Linked DNA regions of Mus musculus: region 2 is linked to region 1. A link is a loop called in an ENCODE intact Hi-C map of the cell type or tissue named here. Cell type or tissue: left cerebral cortex. All regions are shown on one strand.

Region 1 (5,000 bases):
ATACACTCTGTAGGTAGATATATGTTTTTACATGTATAAAAGCTTTTGTCACACAAAAGGAACATTTGAAAACTCCCAGGGCTAACCCAGAAGCAGATTACTCCAAAATTAGCCACTACAATGCAAGAATCTGGGAATCTTCCAGTGGTCTGGATGGAGGGAGGCACCTCCGGACAAGTGGGCTTCAGCAGGACTGTGGGTGGGGTGGGGTGGGGGTACCAGGTATCTCAGGCCTAGCTTCTCTGAGCTAAGCTAGGGATGTCCAGACCAGGCAGTGCCAAGAACCTCATGGCTGATCTCCTCAGCTGAGGGACGACAGTACAGGAAGGGCAGGGGAAGGCATGGCCTCACCTCCAAACAGGCCAGGTGCACATCCTTGATGACACAGCCAGAGCTGGTCAGTACTTGCTGCTTCAGGAGCAGGCAGCTCAGCTCCAGTGTAGCCAACCGGATCCTGCCATCTGTAGAGCACAGCAGAATCAGCCCAGTACCCACAAAGCCCAGTGTGCACCCCAAACACAAGGCCTTATTTTCCTTCTTTGAGGTTAACCACCACCTGGTGGCCTATCATCCAAAGCCTCTCACTTTGGGGATGGGGGATGGGAGTGGGGGTGGGACCATTTCATATCAATCCCCTTCCTAGTAAGTTATGGGTCCCTTTGTCGGGTGTGAGCAAGGGAAGGCGGGAGGCTGTGCTGCAGCTGTGCCTGTCCAGAACAGTTTTCTTCTTCCAGGTGAGGAAATAGAACAGCAAGTTCTGTAAGACCCACTGTGGGTCATGTGACTTAGAATTGGGCCCTCTCACCTGCTAAATCTGAAACTCAGCACTTCTTATACAACCCACTACCCTAAACTTTTCCCTCTCAGGGGCTGGGTTCCATTTCCCTTTTCCCAGCCTATATACCTCAGCCATACACTAGTCTCTTGGCCAGACTACCTCGCTTGCTCTCTACTCTCATGGTCCACTTCAGTCTGCTGGCCATGCCCAGCCTGGTCTCTTCCCTCTGCCTACTTCTCAGTTATCTCCCTTATCTCTACAGGACTCGTCTGCACTCTCAGGAGTCGTCAGACCCTCCTCTTATTTCATTTTTCATTCAGCACCTATACTTCTGAGTACTAGGTGTTCCCACCCTTGTTCCTGATCAGGAAACAACAGCAAAGGGGCCCAGCAGAACCAGTGAGGCTCAGTTCTACAGTATGGCAGAAGTCCAGGAACAACTCTGGGGCCTGAATGAGCGGGCCTGACAGCCAGCACTAGCCACCCCACCCTTGCTGACATCACCAGTCTTTGGAAGGTGTCCAGAAAGGGGCTCCAAACTCTCCTTCCCACGGGGCTGACCACACTGGGTGTCTGTAGAGATTTCTTCCTGGGACTTTACACAGCACCTGGCTCCAGGCCTGGGTGCTGGCTAGTACAGCACGAAGCTTATCACAATTTGGTCACAGTTAACAGAAAGCCAATCCAGACTAGCTTAAACTATATAAGCAGAAACTGATAAGCAAACACAAACACAATGGCTGACTTATGAAATCTGTTAGGGCAGTGGGGGTGGGGTGGGCGCTGGCTTAATAATGCTTTTGGGTCTCTGCTACTTTCTGCATTGGAAAGGTAACTGCTTGCTACTGGAAGCCATCTCCTTTCTCCTAGGGAAGATACTTATTGCTTAACCTAAGGCCAACTACTATTAAGCAAACTGTCTTATTTGTCTTATTTGTCCTTCCTTCCTTTCTTTCTTCCTTCCTTCCTTCCTTCCTTTTTTATTATTTATTTTATGTATGCGAGTATACTATAACTGTCTTCAGACACACCAGAAGAGGGCATCAGATCCCATTACAGATGGTTGTGAGCCACGATATGGTTGCTAGGAATTGAACTCAGGACTTCTGGAAGAACAGTCAGTGCTCTTAACCACTGTGCCATCTCTCCAGCCCTTTGCATTTTATTTCTAAGGAAAGGTGGAAGTGTAGTAGGAGAATGAGGGAACAGAGAGTCTTTGGGCTTTGTCCCTGAGTTCTAAGATACTGAGGCCCAAGCAGGGACACACCCAAGACAACAGCCCGCTGATTCGCTAATGTTCCAAGGTTGAAACAGAGGAGAAAATTTTGTGCTTACAAATGCCAAAGCTATAAACGTGCAAAGCAGGTTCTGTTTAGCATGATAAAAGCCCAGGGAAAATTGGTCTCTGCTCATTCCTGCAGGCCAATCTATCCACTCCAGACCTCCTCTCCCTCTCCACTTGGAGGTTATGTGCCTCTCCAGAGCAGTTCCACTCCCTCTGCTGGCCATCAAGTTCCTGCCTTCACAAGTTCTAGCCAGAGCTGACCCTATCCTTGACCACTGACCACACAGTTCCCTCAATGCTACTATGCAACCGTTGACATTCCAAGCCAGATAACTCTAACCTGTAGAGGTCCTGGGCAACTTGAGGTGCTTAGCACTAGACCAGGAACATTATTAGTCATTCTGTTCAAAGTGTCTCTAGTCATAGTCACATATCTCCTGGAGTAAAAATAGTCCTTACTGCAGCTGGGAAAGCCTAGGCCCACAGCTTCATCCCACTGCTATCATCACCTCAGTGGCTGGCTACAGATGGGTGCTGGGCCAAACCACTGGAGACAATGGGCACAAGAATGTTTCCTCAAAAAAAAAAAAAAAAAAAAAAAGAGTGTATCCTCACCTGACCTTCAAACCTGTTGATTCACCCAGATTCCCAGCCTAGTTCATCCCCACAATATGGCCTCAGACTCCCGAGTAAAGGAGGGTCCCAGCCACGATGAAAGAAAAGAAAGGCTGGTCAAGAGGGAGAAGAGAGGTGTGATTGCACCTGAGGGTGCACACAGCTCCAGAGACCGAGTCCTGCCCGCAACAGAAGGCAGATGTTGGTGCCTAGGGGAAAGGAAAAGCTGAGAGTTTTCCAGCTTCTCAAAAAGAGCAGATCTGGGACCTACAGCTTCTGTGCCTGGCTAGGAATCTGTTCCCTCGCATACCCCAAGACAGGAGTACCTGGCTGAGCAGCATTGTTCATGATCCTGATGAGCCTCTCGGCCAGCAGATGGTTGTAGGTGGTTTTCTCAGCTTCACTTGGCACTGGGAGCTGAATTCGTTTTAGTTTTTCAGGATCCATGCCTGAAATGGAGAAAGAAGAAAAATGGTCCTTGGTAAAGCTGCTCAGTGGGAAGATAAAAGTTCTTTGAAGATGGGGTCTGCAGCCACTGCCACCATGTTACTTTTCAGTGACATCTGGCATGGCCACTGCCTTGGTTTAGCTTCTGTCTGGGTTCTGTGTACACTGAGCGTGCATAGATATATCACAACATACATGTTCCAATGGTGGGGAGATGCCTCTGTTGGTAAATGCTTGCTGCACAAGTATGAGGGCTGAGTTCAATCCTCAGATGCCATGGACAGTATGTGGTACATGCTGTAATTCTAGCACTAAGAAGATCCTGGCTCACTGGCCAGACAGCTTAGCCCAAATCAGTGAGCTCTAGGCCAGTGAGAGACTTTGTCACAAAAAGCAGGGGGGATGGTACCTGGAACACCCAAGGTTTGCCTCTAGCCTCCAAACACATGCACATGCACACATACCTAATAAACCCACATGAATACACACATGTACACACACACCCTAAGCCCATACGAATACACACATACACGCAACACACCTCTAAACCCACATGAATAAACACACACACACACACACACACACACACACACACACAAACACACTATTATACAAAACATTTATTTGCTATTGCTATTTGTAAATAGGACATCAACCTGGTGTGAAAACTAACAGTAACTATGAAAGCCATATAGGACAGTGTTCTCACATTCTAGCCAATGACTGTTGACTGAACTCACTGTGGCTCAAGGCCTACTGTGTCTCTATTAGAAACAAGGGCTGTCGGGCACTTAGCAGTGAAGAGAATGGCCCTGGAGCCAATGGTGGCACCTCTGACAGATGAGGCAGAAGTAGAAAAGAAGCAGCTTTCACCAAAGCAACTCACTGCCATTCTCTGCCAAGTCTGTGCATGTAAGGACAGCCCTTTCTTCTCCATGCAGACACAGACCAAGGAACAGAGCTGAGATGTATGAGGCCCCAACAATCATAGCCTTAAGCTCTCACTGATGAAAGCAAAGAGCTAAGTGGGATGCCCAACACACTATGATAGCGGCAGGCTCTGAGCTGAGTGGGGCAGATGCCAGCCCTCCTCCTGAGGAGTAGATCAACAAAGAGAGGATGACTCAAACCTTTAGCCTAGGCAGGTGGACAAAAAGTGAAACCAATAAAGCATATCTATCACCAAGATACAAAGGAATACCCCCCACCCCAGGGAAAGAAATAGTATGTAATAAGAGACAAAAGAAAGGGTGGGATGGAGGGTGGATAAGGAAAGGGAATGGGCAAGTCTGTAATCAGAGGCCATGATAATATTTTTCCTGAAGAGGTGCCAGGAGCTGAGATGGCAGGAAGACCTGCCAGTGCTGCCACAATGATTGGGGCCCGGGGCAAGACACTGTGAACTCCCATCCTTTCCTCTGATGTGGTGCTTGAGAAATACTTGCAGAAATAAACACAGTGCTTGACCCAAGTACAGAGACCCCTGTGGACTGTTTATGCCTGAAGCTTAGCTTTTCCTGTTATCCCAGTTAGGGAGGTGGCGCTTCTCAGAACCCTTGAGTACCAGGTGGTGTTTCATCTAGAATCTTGGTAAGACAGTGGAGGTGGCACTGCTGGGTTCCCAGAGAAACTGTGCACATGCTGGTGCTATAAAGCAGTGTTCTGTTTTGTTGAAATGACATGGAAAGGAAGAAATGGCCTAAGGATTGGTGTTCTGTAGGGCTCTCTCACACCCACAGAACTGCTTTGAGGCTGAACTTGTGGATTCTGCATCTTGATGCCAAGTGTCTGACTTGGAAGAACTCTGGTTCCTAGGGCAAAAATCAAATCACAACCCAATATTTTTGGCCTTCACTCCCCGAGCGGCGTCAATCT
Region 2 (5,000 bases), 57 kb after region 1:
AGTATATGTGCATGTGTTTGTGTGTGGTGCTTGTGTGTGCTGTCTTTTGTGAAAGACAGAGTATCTCACTGGTCTGGAACTTACCAAGTAAACTAGCTGGCCGAAAAGCTCCAGAGACTTGCCTTTTCAATCACTGGACCCTGCACTTCCATGTCGTTTCCAGGGATAGAACTCAGGTCCTTAGGTTTGTGAGGCAAGGGCTTTAACAAGTCACCCATGCACTACATTTTGGTGATTCACACACCCTCATTTTCTGATCAGCAGCCTCACAGCCCCAGCTAGAGGCAGTGTTGCTCCAGTGCCCATACGGAGGCACATGGGAAAATTCCAACTTCCCACCACCCCAAACAGGGAAGCAGAGCCTTCTGCAGCCTGGAGTCCTGACTGCCTGCGTAGACACAAGTGCTGCTCTCCTCTCTACTTTTGCTTGGTGGAAACACACATCCTCAGCACCCTGTTCTCCAATGAGACGGCTGGAACACTACTTACTCCTCATCTGTCTGCACACAGTTGTCAAGTTCGATCACATGGCTCCCAATGAACCAGACCAAATTGGAGAAGTACGGGACAGCGGTTTTGTCTCTGATGTAGTGCAGCATGGCCTGGTTATCCACTAAGAGGACGCACAAAAGAAGAGATAGTAAGCCACCAAAATAATTCAAGGACAGTTTAACAAAACAAAACACCCAAACAAACCAAAAATCACCATGAAAAACCTTGCTACCATCTGAGACTCTGTCTTTCCTGAAAATACTTGGAAATATTTATCTTAGTTATCACACAAAGCTGTGCTGGTGCTCTTCTCTCAACTAACACACTTAGTCATTACTGTTATAACTGAGGGAGGGACACTCAGTGCACTGGAGAGCCTGTACATCAGCAAGGGCAAGGCCTGACTAAACTGAGAACGCAGCACTCTCAAACCAACTCTCCTGCATTTACTTGTAAGGCAAGCTCAGAAAGAGGAAAACCAGAGGTTAATAACTTACATGACACTGGAATAAGGAACAGGAATCGGCATTGGAGGAAAGGCAAAAACAGACAACAGTTAACAGGGTTAGGAACTGGGAAGGTGAGACAGCGGCCCAGAAGGACAAAGCCTAGTCAGGAGGCATCTAAACCAAAAGACACAGTTAGAAGAGAGCAAGAGAAAACAGAGCATAGGACAGTGGAACCAACTATGCATGGCCAAGGCTGCAAACTCAGAAGTCTGCCAGGTCAATGGCTGCACAGCGAACCAAGTCTGAAGGCTGGGAGAGCAAATTAGGGGGTTGGAGCCCTAGCAACGATTGCTTCTCAGCCTTTGACCACTTAATTCCCCATGGGAGTGTGGGCCCTGAATACCCAAATGCACATCTTCAAGTCAGAAATGCACAGTGTAAAAACTCCAAATTTTTATATTTTAAAGCAAACACACACGCACACTTTCTTTTTAGAGACAAGGTATTCCTGGATGTTCTGTATATTTTTTTTTCCATCTGAGCCAACTGAAATGTGTCTGAGGGATGGTTTGTGTCTACAGGCTCTCATTTTGCAATCTCTGGCTGGACCAAATTAGGCTCTGAGAAAAAGCTCTTAAATTAAATTTAAGGTGACCTTCCCTGGCCCTCAACTGGTATTGCATCTCAAGTAATACCACCTTGACTCATGAAAGTCAAAGCCCTTGAATGGCCAAGAAACTAGAGGCCCAGCTTCACTGTGGTTTCCACAAGGAAATTAATTAGCCTTTAGGAATTGTCTTAAGAGGGCCAGTTCCAGCTCCAAAACCTTGCAGGCAGGCAGGCAGCCTGTGTGCCAGCACCGGCAGGCCTTGTGGAAAGACTCTCCACTGGACACAGGATGGAGCATTACATACATCTGAGAGAAAGGAAGGACTGTTGTTAATACTGGCCTTGGTGGCTGGCTGGGAATACAATACTGCCTCCTGCTGCTTGTGATGTGAAATGCTCTCATGCATATTTAAAGATAAACTATAAAACAAATAACTGTAACAGCGTATTTTATAAGCCAAAACACAAAAATTTAAAGCTAAAATTTTCAAGACAGTTTTGCTTTATCTAATTAGCTTATGGCCACTCCAACCCCTCAAAGACTTCTTGGGATAGACTAAGGTGGGGCAGCAGCAGGGAACAATGCTAGAGTATACAGCTCAAAGATTTCCACAAGGAACAGTGATATGCCTGCAAATCTCTGTCAGACAAGCAGCCACTGCTCATACTAGGCAAGGTCTCCAGTAACTTGGAACTGTGTTTGTGAGCTTGGGAGCCAGCACTTGGCTTACGACCTGAAGCCCAAGTGCACGAGGAAACTTACCTTTGTAGACATTCAAAGTGATGGTTCTCACGGCAATTCGAACCATGCTTTCGGGATGATTGAAGAACTTGATGGCTTCTGTGTACAGGGCAAAGTCATTGGTGTGCTAAAACAAAAAATGGTTCCAAAAGTTACAAATCCAAAGACAGACCTGCTCCCAAAGCTTTCTGAAATGTGTCAGACTGTGATAAAACAGAACAAAACCAAAGTAAAACACACCAGATGTCACCATGATGGGAGGTGAGGAAGCCAGGGAAGAGAAAATGTACACAGAATGTCTGACCTGGCCTACATGTTCAGCTGTATGAGGAGGTATTTCTGAGTCCACTTCTTCACCTATAAAACTGGGGTACTAGCACACACTCTCTGGCCTCTGGGACGAAATGAGGTCATTTCTGGTCCAGTGCTCTGCCTAGTCCTTGGCATCTACAGTGCATGGAGAATAGTGCTAGTTATTTACGTCAGACCTGGTTGATTAAAGACCAAGTTGGAGTAGGTTCAAGCATGTCTTGGCTGTTATACCATTCTCCATTTGGAAATACTAAAAGTGTAGCATTATCAGGGAGGCAGAGGGTCTTAGGAGTCTTCTGCTGTTAAAAGGGGACAAAGAGAAACAATTAAATGGTTCAGAACAAGACTCACACTGCCTTAGCCTGAGAGGATGGAGCAAAAATGCCCTGGCAGTGTACTTTGCTGTCCTCCTGTGGCCAATGTTCCTATATCGTTCAGGGACCCAGTCTGTGTGAGTGGCTCAGGAGAGGGGATGGTAGACAGAGATCCTCTAAGCTAGCCCTTCCTGGAATGGAGCAGGATACACAAAATAACAACAGGGCAATTATAAGGGCAATTCCATTTTGAGGACCAGCAATCAAGTATGAATCTAAAAAGTGGAAACTACTAATCTGGCTCAGACAAACACAGACAAAAACCAAAAAATCCTCAAGGCTTCTGGGATGTCCAGCTCTTCCAGACCCATGACTTCTGCCCTCCCACTACGACTCAGAAGGCACCTGAGCAAAAAATACTCTGTCCCTCACTCTGGTCTGGGTTTTCTTCCACATGGGAGAGCCTTTGGGTGAAAGCTGTTCCCTGGACATGTTTATCAAGCACCTACTATGTGGCAGGGACAGGAGTCTATCATGTTATTTTCTCAAGTGCATTCATGTTTTTGGCCCTTGGCTAGCATTTTCTTCTGAGAGACTAATGAATCATGAAAATCAAGGTTCACTGTTGCCATACAACAAGAGTTGATGGTTTTTGCCCAAACTCAGAAAGTTTGGGATTGTGGTCTGACTTCAAAAACAGGCTTTGAGCATGTGGGACAACCACTCAGGTGATATCTGCCACACAAATGACATGCAGCTGGCTGTATGACATCTAGCTTCCAAGGCAGTCCCCAAACATGTTCACCACCTGTGTCACACTCATGCTGGATCCGCCCACAGAGGCAGATCATGCCTGTGTGACCAAAGAGTATGCTAGGAGTAAGTGTATGTGAGTGAGTGAGTGTGAGTGGCACGAGGCTGGCATGGATGGCATCACTGCTTACCGTGGTCTGCTGGGTGACTCACTCTAGGGAAGTTGGCTGGAAGGATGCTGGTCAGCCCTGGGAAGAGGCCCCTGAACAGGAGCTGTGGTCTCCCACGCACAACCAGATTCAGCTAACCACCACGACAGTGAAGCAGACCCTCCAGCCACATTCCAGCCTCCAGAGGACATCAGCCTCTTGGGGCACTGAGTAAAATAGCTCTAGTCAGCCAAGCCTGAAGTCCAACACACTGAAGAGACTGGTGCAACTCTAATCAGTGGGACATGGGGAGAAGTCTGAGGGCGAATTCTCAGACTTTTCTGAGAAAGTTCTCTCAGAAGGGATACGAGAGAGGAAATGGTATCAGAAATTCTGACAACAGCATGTGATTGAGTGATATCTGGAGCATCGGCAATCACACGGCCACATGGAACCAAGCCTTGAGCAGATGCCAGCTGCAGTTACTGAGCAGGAAGCTGGAAAACCCTGGGCCCTTCCTACAGTGAGGCAGAGCGCAGCTGCCATTTGTACTTTAAGCATGTGAGCTAAACTGACCTTAATCTCAAGCTCCTTGGCGCTATAAGAGTAGCTCTCCCAGGACTGTGAGGGACCTGACCCCTCAAGGACAGCTGTGCCAGTTTATCACTTCTCACAACTCTGAAGATGGAATCTCATCTAGTGAGTCCCTGAAACCCAGAGCCAGGTATATAGTTTCACCTCATTTCTCAAAGGAGGGGGCTCAGAGAGGCCTGGAAGTTCTCTTGTCACACTGCAAGGAGCAGAAAAGCTGTACCTAAATGGAGTTTCTGCTGTTTCCAACAAGGTAACCTCTGGACATTTTCCTCCCTGCCAAGTTAACCTGAAGTTTACATTAAAATAGCAAGAAAATTTGTTCAATTAAAGAAAAAAGTTTGTGTCAGGTGTGGTGGTGCACACCTTTAGTCCCAGCACTCGGGAACAGGGGCAGGTGGTTCTCCATGAGTTTGAGGCCAGCCTGGTCTACAGCATGAGTGCCTAGACAGCAGAGGTTACACAGAGAAACCCTGTCTCAAAAATCAAAAGGAAAAGAAGAAAAAAGAAAAAAGTTTGTGGGATTCAGCGGTTGAAAACGCCTCCTAACCAGTTCTGAGGACCAGAATGCCAGTCCCAGCACTCACCT

Evidence for each region. A loop is a pair of places that touch in the nucleus more often than their neighbours do. Peaks named below come from ENCODE experiments on the same cell type or tissue, not always from the same donor. Only the 100,000 strongest peaks of a DNase experiment are listed, where the experiment ranks them.
Region 2: it touches region 1 in a loop (2.3-fold over the local background); 4 of 42 quality-filtered maps call a loop at or near these places.

Annotation. Positions count from the first base shown.
Region 1 is chr16:10,625,506-10,630,505 of GRCm38, reverse strand. It overlaps Clec16a (C-type lectin domain family 16, member A), which reads right to left. Exons shown (of 23, transcript NM_001204229.1): 13 at 3,005-3,127; 14 at 352-461. Among named protein-coding and RNA genes, the nearest start is that of Gm52264, 30 kb to the left of the region's middle. In left cerebral cortex, a CTCF peak has its summit at 2,292 (motif pointing left); DNase peaks (open chromatin) are centred at 2,501, 3,054, 4,095, 4,718 and 1 more place; H3K27ac peaks cover 2,824 bases.
Region 2 is chr16:10,568,913-10,573,912 of GRCm38, reverse strand. Clec16a (C-type lectin domain family 16, member A) reads right to left here. Exons shown (of 23, transcript NM_001204229.1): 5 at 2,314-2,419; 6 at 490-613. Among named protein-coding and RNA genes, the nearest start is that of Clec16a, 26 kb to the right of the region's middle. In left cerebral cortex, CTCF peaks have their summits at 1,928 (motif pointing left) and 3,024 (motif pointing left); DNase peaks (open chromatin) are centred at 1,895, 3,012, 3,844, 4,285 and 1 more place.